Regions from separate parts of the Mus musculus genome. Here region 2 is linked to region 1. A link is a loop called in an ENCODE intact Hi-C map of the cell type or tissue named here. Cell type or tissue: gastrocnemius. All regions are shown on one strand. Each heading gives the region's core, and the rest is flanking DNA. Links, peaks and the distances in the headings are about the cores only. Region 1 holds the start of Chrm4 (cholinergic receptor, muscarinic 4). Region 2 overlaps Ambra1 (autophagy/beclin 1 regulator 1).

Region 1 (5,372 bases), core at 86-5,085:
ACTCTGTGTTTCCTCACAACCGAAGGCAGATATTGAGGAAACAGGCTCAGAGGTGTTAAATAAGGTTCCACATTTCCTTGACATCCTGTGGCTGCTCCAGTGCATTTGGGAGCAAGGAGAGCAGTCAAGAAAGACACAGGACCTGATGGTTCTAAGGGCTAGGGAGGTCACGCTAGCGACCAGAGGAGGTGAGGTGGGAGCTGGGACACCTGGAAGAGGAAGAATAGGAAAGGGACTAGAGAGATGACGCAGGAAGTTCAGCTTCGCCTGCCCAGCCCAGTCCCAGGGGTGAAGAATGGACAGAGTGGGGGCTGTTAGATCCCCAGCAAAGAAATCAGAAGCCTGAAAGACACAGCAGCTGAAGAAGGGTCTATTTGATTTCCCAAGAACTAAGGACAAGCTCCCTCGTGGAGCCAAAAGATGAGGGAATTACCCCGGAGCCAGCCTAAGAGTTCACATCCCACACAGAGGATGACCCAGCTAAAGTCCTACAGAGCCCCTCCCCAGAGTTTGCCTTCCCTCCCACCAGGCTCCCTTCATCTCTCCTCCTCCCCTTCCTCTTCCATACATGTGAGGGAGGCCCACGCCCAGCACGCTGTGCCAGGGCAGCCGCTCAGCCCAGCCTCCTTCACACCCGCCAACACACAAGCATTCCACATACGCACAAAGGCACCATCTCAGCCACACGCAGGTCGTATACGCAGTCCTGTGCGTCTGTGTGTGCATCTGTGTGTGTGTGCGTGCACGCGCGTGCATGCGAGCCTGTGTGTGTGTGTAAGAGGAAGAGAGGGTGCAGCAGCCAGCTGTGGAGGAACAGGCGCCAAGTCTGCAGCTTGGGTTCAATAGTAGGCCAGCAAGGTCTAGCTGTACAGTCCGAGGAGAACCATTTGCCCTCTGAGAACTAGTTCTGTCATTTACAAAATAGAGGATCTTGTCCCACTATGGCCTTTGAACAGCCAGGGGACCCCCTTAGCACCTCAGCTTGCTCTCCAACTGGAAATGGCACCAGCCAAGCTTGGGCCAAGCTCTCCAGCTCCAACACAAGAGATACAAGAGATTGCCTTCTGGCTTCAAAGTTAAATCCACTGGTCAAAGGAAGACAGGAGGAAGTGGGGTAGTGACACTCCAAGGTCACCCAAGGAGTCAAGGGCAAAAGACAGATCAGTTCTTTCAAGGGACTCCACAGTGGTATTCAGCTCCAAAATGGGGCCTTAAGCATCAGATGCTTGGAGGGTAGCATCAAGCATAGAGGCTGTTCTCCCTACCTCACCCCACCCCAAATACCCACTGGCAGGGACAGGGACGAGGCAGTAGGGGAGCCATTAGCATGCACCAAGGAAACCTTCACTTTAGTCTCTCAGGACCAGAGCACAGCCAGCAGCCAGCAGGATAAGAAGATGAAGGTGGGGAGGTGGGGGGCAAGATGTGTGAGCTAGGAAAAATACAATCTCTCTTGTTTATTGAGTCAGAAGCCCCTCAAAGTTTACTGCCTATAGCACCCAGACAAGGTAAGTACTATTGGTAACCTCCTCTTACAGACATAAAAGTCCTCTTACCGAAGGGCATCGTGATAATGAACCTGATCAAAGTCATCCATTCGTAAGAAGGGGAGGGTCTGCGACACTTTATCTCCAAGATATTCCCCAAACCACACAGGATAGAAGCCCCCCAAGATGCATCTTAGATGTGGAACCCTCATATTCCAGTTCCCTCACTTGGGTTTGACCTTTTGTCCTCCTGGGACCAAGAAACAGCCTTGACAAGTAAATGACCAGATGAATGGTGGGTGGTTTGGTCTTCCCGGAGCCCCGACAGATGCAGACTGGGTAAATTCAGTTTTCTCAACTTGGTCCCAGTTTTCTTTCTAGACTTCTCTGATAGTCTCTCAGATGTTCAGACCACAGCACCTTCAGGCACAATTCTCTGCCTCCCCCCCCCCCCCAAATCCCGCCCATCTAGAATCCGAGAAGGCAAGCAGCCATCACCCTGGCCTGTGAGCACCGCTAGATGGCAATGTCGGTCCCCGGTGCCAGCTCCGGACCCCGAGCCGGAGGTTCACCACGTCAAGTCCCAGAGTAAACCGCAAATACAGAAAAGCGTCAGGGCAGGGCTTCTCCCACAAAGGAGCAAAGGGAGGGAGATACTGCCTGTCTCCGTGGTCCCAGGTTGCCACAAAGGTCCCTTAGGTTCGGCCAGGGTTTCGAGGATGAAAAACTTTAGGGCGTCGGGATTCCACCCGCACCCCGCAAGGCACCCATCAAGGAACGTGTAGGTGGGAAAACGAGTGCGAGTTGTGTTTGTGTGTGACTACTCGGGAGCTCGAGTAGACACTAGTAGCTGTTTGCATGTGCCAGTGTGCGCCCCGCCACGCCTGGATACCGGTGCGCCTTTGAACGTGTGAGCATACCAGCGCCATGTGGACACGTGCGTGTGCATGTGTGTGCGTGTCTGGCCATAGAGCTTGGGTGGCCGTAACCGCGAATTTGTGTGCGGGAGCAAATGCTGGACTATCAGCGAATGACCAGTTCCCATGGCGGGAACCACCGGCAAGCGCCCGGTCTGTGGGTGGGGAAAGGGTTGAGAAAGGAGCAAAATTTGGGCTGCGAAGAAACCCTGACTTTGGAACCATTATCTTAGTGGCCCCAGGCACCTGGTCCTAACTGCATCGTCAAGAATGGAGAGCGTGCAGTCCCAGCAGTGGGCTGACTTCTGTCGAGAAGCCTCTGCGATAGTCGTCGAGCCGTGAGGGTCACCGAGCTCAGTTTGATGTGCCCTACGCATTGAGGGCAGGGGTAGAGCCTCCAAACGGGGAGCCCAGTCGAGGCCTGGGTCAGGAGGGTAAAATTGTTCTTCACTCTTCAACCCGCAACCCCTGGAGAGGCCCTGTCTAGTCCTGTCAGTCAAAATAGGCACCGAGTTCCCAAGCTGTGGGCTCAGGTCTATCTCAAAGACAATCTCGGGGCTTACCCTTGGGCCCATCTCCCGGCTCCATCACGTCTGGGTCCTGGTCGAAAGGGCCAAGGTTCTCCGATGCCCCGCCCTCCCATCAACCCCCAGGCACGCAGTTCCTGTAGTCTCTGGGCGTGGGCAATGTGCTTCCGCGGGTTCTCGAGCCCCTACCCCTGCTGGGGACAAGTCGGGAAAGGGTGCTCTGGGCGCCCGTGGGGTAGATTTTCGATTATTAAGTGATCACTTCAGGAAAGCTATGGCCCCCAGGACTGTTCCTGAGGCGGAGAGAAGCCTCTGTACTTTAGGGGAAGAGAGAGGGGTGCTGGATATTGGGCCAAATCATTGTGCCTAACACTTCCTCTAAGAGCTGGGAGGGTGGAGGGCTGGGAGATGTATCTCCCCGGATGAGTAAAAGAGAGGGTACTCCTGGAGAGGGGGAAGGGAAACAGGAGAGAACAGGGGTGTTTTCCGTCGGGGCTCAAGGTCGCGGACAGAGGACTCCAACGGGCTAGAGCGTACTGGAGGCTCCCGGTGGGCCAAGGTGGGAACGGAGGGCAGGGAGACGGGCGGGAAACGGGCGCTTTGGGGCTTCATCTTCCGGCGCCTTGAAGAAGAGCCAACGGGAGGGAGTGAGGGAGTGTGGGTCCTGACCCGACGGCTGCTCTGCTTCGGGGTTGGGCTGTGGGCTGGGACTATTCCTCCCCTAGCCTTCTCAATGATCACCAATCCCTAGAGGTTCACCTAGAGAAACCTTTTAGAGACCTGGGGTCCTTCTTCCAGAGGGGTGCCCCATCTCTGAGCTCTCCGCCCCTTCCGCACCGCGCTTGCCTTTCAAAGGGGTCTGGGGCCCTGTTCCAGCCCGACCCACCTCTGGAGACCTTCAGGGGGTCCCAGAACCCTACATCCTCATCTTGCATAGAAGCCCCCCGCCCCCGCGATTCCGCGGAGTTACTCACCCGCTGCTTCTGTCTTGCTCCGCTGGCGCCGGACAGACGGCGGAACTAGCCAGAGGCCCTGCGAGTCGGTGGGGTGGGCGACTGGGCCGGGGGCCGGGGGCGGGGACAGGGTGCCAAGGGGCGGCCCCTGCTTCGCCTGCAGCTCCCGGCGCTGTGGCTCCGACTCGCGCTCACGCTCGCACTTTTCTCCGAGCCGCGTGATGTCACAGGGAAGCAGCCAATCGTGGTGGGGACGCACCGCCCGCCCGGGGCCGGTCACCCAGCGGCGACGCGCGGGGGTCACCACCTGGAGTGTCAGGCACCCTTGATGCTCACACCCTTCCCGGGAGATGGCCCGCAACTCCGGACTCCAGCACCGAGGGCACCGCCCACAGTCGCCAGGGAGGATTAGCCTCCGGCTCTGCCCTCCGGGGGGTGGGGTGGGGGCTGTCCGCGTTGTCATGGGGACTAGGCGCCCCCTCGCGGGCTGGGGAAGAACCAGGCGGCCAAGCTTGGCTATGAGCCCCGCCTCCGCCCTAACCACGCACTCTGGACACCGAAGTGTTTTCGAACCTCTCCACGGCTTGTAGCCCCTTCGTCGTTCCGCCTGAGGTTAAATCCTGGTCTTGAGGGTTTGGCCCCAACAGGCCCCTGGTGTGCGGCGGGGCAGATCTAGCAACGTGCTTCTGTCGGGACAGAGCGCTGCCTGATAGCCGCTGGACAGCCAAAAGACTGCAGCCGTCGGGGCCTGGGGAAGAGCAGGTGAGACTGGACAGGCGAGCATCTACCCTGGCTAAAGATCTTGTCACTCTCCACGCCCGGGAAGGGACGCGCATTAGCTGTGAGACTGAAGATGGCACGAGTCTCCTATCCAGCCGCGAATGAGTTCATCGCTGCCTATGTGGGGAAGCCAGGTGCCCAAGGTCACCTGGGACAGAACAGGCCATGAAGGAAAGTCCAGTCTCCTAGACCTCCCGCAACAGTACTAGGCTAAGGCCCAAAGTAGGCAGGTTCAGCACCTCGGACAGCCCCACACGTCCTTGGTGCGAAGGCCAGTTGCTCAGATCAAGCACCCGCCAGCCAGGGTTGAATGCACCCCTTCGCGCCCGGGGTCCTGAGTACCGGTCACCCACAAAGCTTCTTGAGTGTCAACAGCCAATTAACTTTAAGCCGGCTGACTTCTTGGAAAAACCACCTGAGTCTCAGCTCTCCTCTACTCTCCTGCAAGGGCTGGTAGGGGCTCCTGGGGACAGTGGTAGTGGTAGGGATAGCTTTGTAACGACAGAGGAGTTAGGAACAGAGAATGAATGAGTGGAGACTTGAGCTAGAGTCCGTGAGAGAAGGCTCCTGGTTCAGGTTTCTCCATGCTGAAGAGAGGGACGTCAACATTGGACAAAGTTGAGGGCAGGCTAGTGTGAGAAGCCATCTTCCCTCCCATGGGCGCTTTGGTCTTCCATGATCCTCTGAAGGAAAAAATGAAGGAAGTGC
Region 2 (5,372 bases), core at 294-5,293, 52 kb after region 1:
ACTTTTCCACACAAATAAATAATTAAAAAAAGGAGTGCCCCCATAAACTTAGTATAATCTCATTAATTCTCCTTCTCAATGCCAGAATATATGGACACACACCATGTATAAGTGTGTCCATGGGAGGGAGAATGAAAAGAAATGTCTTGGGAGAAGGATAGTTAAATAAAAGTCAAAAAATAGCGCCGGGCGTGGTAGCGCACACCTTTAATCCCAGAACTCAGGAGGCAGACAGAGGCAGGCGGATTTCTGAGTTCGAGGCCAGCCTGGTCTACAAAGTGAGTTCCAAGACAGCCAGGGCTATACAAAGAAACCCTCTATCAAAAAACAAACAAACAAACAAACAAGTCGAAAAATACTATTGTAAATAAACTGATAGTCTTAAATAGTTTTAAAGTCTTACAAAAATCAAACACAGTATCAAACAAGTGTGATGTACTCAAAAGCGTTAGAAACCAGCATTTGCAGGTGTTATCAATGTGGCCACTGACGTCAAACCAGATGGCTCCATGCTACATATGACCACTCATATGAGGTGCATTATCTACCTTCCTTTAACACAGAAAATTCTCCTTCTATAATTGTATCTGGGAACTGGTGAAATGGTTCACTAGGCAAGCCACTGGCTGCCAAGGCCAAAGACTTGAGTTTGATCTTTTAGACCCACACAGTAAAGGAGAGAACTGACCCCCACAAGTTGTCCTCTGACCTGTAGTATGTGCATGCACAAGCACATGCGTGCGCGTGCGCGCGCGCGCGCACACACACACACACACACACACACACACACAGAGTCAAAGAAATGTAAAAAAAAATCTTGAGTATAGGTTAGAGGGGGGATACAGGGCGGGGTAGGTAAAACTAAGGACCATTTGAGGGGCCATGTGGAAATCTAATTCAGATGAAGTTTCTTAAAATATATGCATATATAAAATGGAATCAGCAAATAACAAAGAGACAAAGACCCAAGTAGACATATCCAGCCACCAAATGAAACCTCCAGTGCTGGGAATGAGTCACATCTAATCAAGCTGTTGGTGAAAGGGGCCCAATGGAAGGCTAAATAACCCAGGCTATTGCTAAAAGAATTGGTTGCTCTCCACAAACTGATGATAAGGTTCTACTGTTGAAACTGACACCTACATAATTCACTGAATACAGAGAAGTCGAGCTGGTGCCTACCTGGAGCCTTCGCCCCTACTGAGCAGTGTCCATAGTACTGAAGGGTCCTCTGCGCACTACTAGAGGAGAAAGGCAAACACACCAATGCAGCTTCAAAGCCTTCTATCTACAATGGTGACCTGCTGTGAATTTAAGGACCACTCCATGAGACAGGGCCCAACACTGCTTGCCTGGCCAAGAACCTGAGATGAAACAGCCACAGACCTAGGGAAAAACCAAGCACTACTGTTCTGTTAAAGGGAACATGGCAATAAAATGATTCTCAACAACATTCTGTTAGATCCATAGATCAGTGCCTTGCTCAGCCATCATCAGAGAAGCTTCCTCCTGCAGTAAATGGGAACAAATACAGAGACCCACAACTGGACAGTGTGCAGAGGGAGAAACCTTGGAACATTCAATTCTAAATGGGATGTTCCTATCAAATCCTTCCCCCCAGGTTCAGAGAACTCTGTGGAAGAACAAGTAGACATTTTCTAAGAGTCAGTGGAGATGGAAGGCACAAAGCAAAAAGGCCTTCTAGACAAAACAGGCCTAATGCACAAAAGGCCTCAGTCTGTGACAGCACGTAGAGCGCCCCACAGGTCTAAGTCAGGTCTCAGTCTGTGACAGCACGTAGAGCGCCCCACAGGTCTAAGTCAGATGGGTTCCAGCACTGAGAGATGAGCTCCCATCTCAAAAAACAGTTTTCTCCAAAGGAGTCTCACTGGGTGTAAAAACTACACTAAAGGGCAGGCCTATGCCCAGCAGTACATGGTCAACACAAAACAAATTTAATGCTATTTTGGTTTCTTCAGTGTGGGGTTGGGGTTTTCTGCCTTAGAGGTCTTTTTCTTGTGTATTATTGTCTACAGTTGTGTGTTTCCATGAAATTTCTGTATATGTGAATGTGATGTGTCTTTAACATCTCTATGTACACATTCTTTGTTGCCCCTCTCCCATGTTTGTTTTGCCCTATTCTGGTTTGTTTTCATTTTGTTTTGGATGTCTTTTTCTAATAGAGAGAGAAAGGGTATACAAATTTAGGGAGATGGGGTGGATCCAGGAGGAACTGGGAGAAGGGAACCATAATCAGAATCTATTATAAGGGGGGAAAATCTATTTTCAATAAAAAAAAAATCTGATGTGAGAATTTTGCTGATTATTAGGTCAAGAAAGAGGCTCTGCTGTCTGTAGGAATTTCCTTCTTTTCTTTTCCTTTCTGAAAGATTTTAGTGGGTTTTATGACTCTAGAATTTCACACTATCAAAGCCTGCAGGATTTTTTTTTTTTTTTTTAATTTTTGGTTGTCAGCCTAGCCTTGCTGAGCCATTCTCCAGCCCAAAAATTTCTTAAAAAGAATCAGGCTCAGATTTTCTTGGCCTCATTAATAATGCAAACCATTTTAGTTAGAAGATCTACCACTTCCCTGGAAGGAATCACTTTTCATTTTGATAGAGGCTTCATTCCACTGAGCTTCCAAATTATTCCCCAGGCTTTCACTTCTATTATCTAGATCACTGACATCTCCTTTAACAGCCAGTCTCAGACTGCTTTAGCTCCTTACCATTTCTTCTAACTTACTAGAAAAGCATATCTCTAACCCCAAACACAAAGAAGTAAATTGGCTTTCTTCACGTATGATGAACTAAATGTTAGTTGCTAAGAGAGATTAAAGAAACAACTATTTTCTCAAGCAGAAGATTAAATCTACAACCAGGGAAAAGGTTCAGAAATGCACATGCTGGCTTTGTAACTGGGAACAAAATGATTTCAGCTCTAGCCCCAACTCCAGAGACATCCTGTACAGCGTACGCTTCTGAAAACAGCTGTGCAATAAATACACGTGTAGGGTGGTACTGTGAAGAGACTAGGGAGGGGATCTCTGCCAACCGTGCAGGAGTACTGCACAGAAACAGAGCTTGGCATCAGAGAGTCAATTTTCAGTGCCGTGTAAACACAGATTAGGGAGTGAAAGATGCCAGCAACAGATTCAAGTATCGTCACCAGGCTCTCTTGCACGAGAGCTGCTGGCCAACTGCGCCTGTCTCTTGGAAACATCAGGAAGAAAAAGCATTGTCCTGTTTAAAAAAACAAACCCAAAAAACCCACCCACCACTTAGCAGCTTTGGCTCAAGGTGCAGGCAATGTGCCAGAGCCAGTTAGTTAATGGACTGAGCCATGGATAGAGGTGGCATTCAGCCTTAGAAGCAAATCTTGACGGCTAAATGATTTCTTTTTTTTTTTTAAAGATTTATTTATTTATTATATATAAGTACACTGTAGCTGTCTTCAGACACTCCAGAAGAGGGCGTCAGATCTTGTTACAGATGGTTGTGAGCCACCATGTGGTTGCTGGGATTTGAACTCTGGACCTTCGGAAGAGCAGTCGGGTGCTCTTACCCACTGAGCCATCTCACCAGCCCAAGGCTAAATGATTTCTAATGCTTAAATATTTTCATATGTAGTAAACTAGACTCAGTATTAATTTCTTTTTTGTTTTGTTTTGTTTTGTTTGTTTGTTTGTTTTTCGAGACAGGGTTTTTCTGTATAGCCTCGGCTGTCCTGGAACTCACTCTGTAGTCCAGGCTGGCCTCAAACTCAGAAATCCACCTGCCTCTGCCTCCCAAGTGCCGGGATTAAAGGCGTGCGTCACCACTACCCATCTCAGTATTAATTTCGTAAAATATTATTTGTTTGTTTGTTGGCTTATGTATTTTAGAGACAAGGTCTCACTGTGTAGCTCTGGCTGTCCTGGAACTCACCCTGCTGACTAGGATGGCCTCCAAAAATCACAGAGATCCACCTGCCTCTGCCTCCTGAGTGCTAGAATTAAAGACATGTGCCACCACTCCTGGCTATATTTTTTATTTAAAAAATTATTTTTGCTAGGTGTAGTGGTAGAATGCCTTTAATCCTAGGACTTGGAAGGCTGAGACATGCAGATCTCTGAGTTTCAGGCCAGCTTGATCTACATAGCAAATTCCAGGACAGTTGAGACTACATAGAAAAAAAGACCATGCCTCAAAAACAAAAACACCTTTTAAAACCCACAAAAATGCATCTGTTTTTACTTTATGTGTATGCATATTTGCCTTAGAATATTTATGCACACTCTATGTGTGTCTGGTGCCAGCAGAGGTCAGAAAGTGGAGTTAGGTACATTGGATATAGAGTTCTGAGTTGCCATGTAAGGTGCAGGGAACTGAATCTGGGGCCTCTGGAAGAGCAGCCAGTACTCATCACTGCTGAGTCATTTCTCTAGCCCTAGATTCAGCATTTAACTGCCAAACTTACTGATATTCCAAATCAGATCATTTATCAAAGAACAATGAAGAGGCTTGTGTATTGGAAAACATTTGGAAGCATCTCTGGCTTCTACCCATGAACACTGTGACAACCAAAGAAAATTTCTCCAGATATCACCAAATGTTCCTATTGATAAAAGCCATCCCTAGGTGGTAAGCTTTATGCCAGCTACACTGTAATTCCAAGAAAAGTAACTTTAGATCTATTTGGGCTGGTCATGGTCACATATGCCTATAATTAAAGCAACTGGGAGGGCAAAATATATAATAATAGTATATATTATTATTCCTATTCCAGGTCAGTATGTCTCTATAGTAAGACCACATCCAAACCAACCAAACCAAACCAAGAAAGTATTGCTCTTAGAATATCTTCTGCTAAAGGGACTCAAATTGACTGTGACATTGATAATGTAAGGTGTCAGGCCCAAAGGAAATTCTATTTCTCCATCCTCCAATAAGAAGTCAAAATATCAGCCGGGCGGTGGTGGCGCATGCCTTTAATCCAGCACTTGGGAGGCAGAGGCAGGCGGATTTCTGAGTTCGAGGCCAGCCTGGTCTACAGAGTGAGTTCCAGGACAGCCAGGGCTACACAGAGAGACCCTGACTCGAAAAAGCAAAAAAAAAAAAAGTCAAAATATCCAGAATGAGCTCAACCTGTACTATAGGAGGATTTCTGAGTGTTAAATAAAAGACTCCTCAGGAACTTAATAAGCTAGTCCCCTTATAAAGTCAATTCCCCTACCTCTGGCAGAAGGGGCATATGGCTACTTATGGTGTCTATCAGCAAACCAAAGTGCATATTGGCCTTCAGACTCCTTCAGAATCACAAGTATCCTTATACACTTCCAAGTCCATGCTAGCCTCCCAGTCGTTCTCATATCCTCCCCAACCTAGACTCCC

Evidence for each region. Peaks named below come from ENCODE experiments on the same cell type or tissue, not always from the same donor. Only the 100,000 strongest peaks of a DNase experiment are listed, where the experiment ranks them.
Region 2: a loop joins it to region 1, with 1.9 times the contacts of the local background. A loop is called at or near these places in 2 of 42 quality-filtered maps.

What each region holds. Positions count from the first base shown.
Region 1 is chr2:91,920,877-91,926,248 of GRCm38, reverse strand. It overlaps Chrm4 (cholinergic receptor, muscarinic 4), which reads right to left and starts at 4,060. Exons shown (of 2, transcript NM_007699.2): 1 at 3,906-4,060. In gastrocnemius, for the core only: CTCF peaks have their summits at 2,019 (motif pointing right) and 4,379 (motif pointing left); DNase peaks (open chromatin) are centred at 2,018, 3,007, 4,276 and 4,882; H3K4me3 peaks cover 2,822 bases.
Region 2 is chr2:91,868,744-91,874,115 of GRCm38, reverse strand. All of the region lies in intron 11 of Ambra1 (autophagy/beclin 1 regulator 1), which reads right to left. Among named protein-coding and RNA genes, the nearest start is that of Chrm4, 51 kb to the left of the region's middle. In gastrocnemius, for the core only: no CTCF peak of the experiment used is centred there; a DNase peak (open chromatin) is centred at 3,274; H3K4me3 peaks cover 365 bases; H3K27ac peaks cover 801 bases.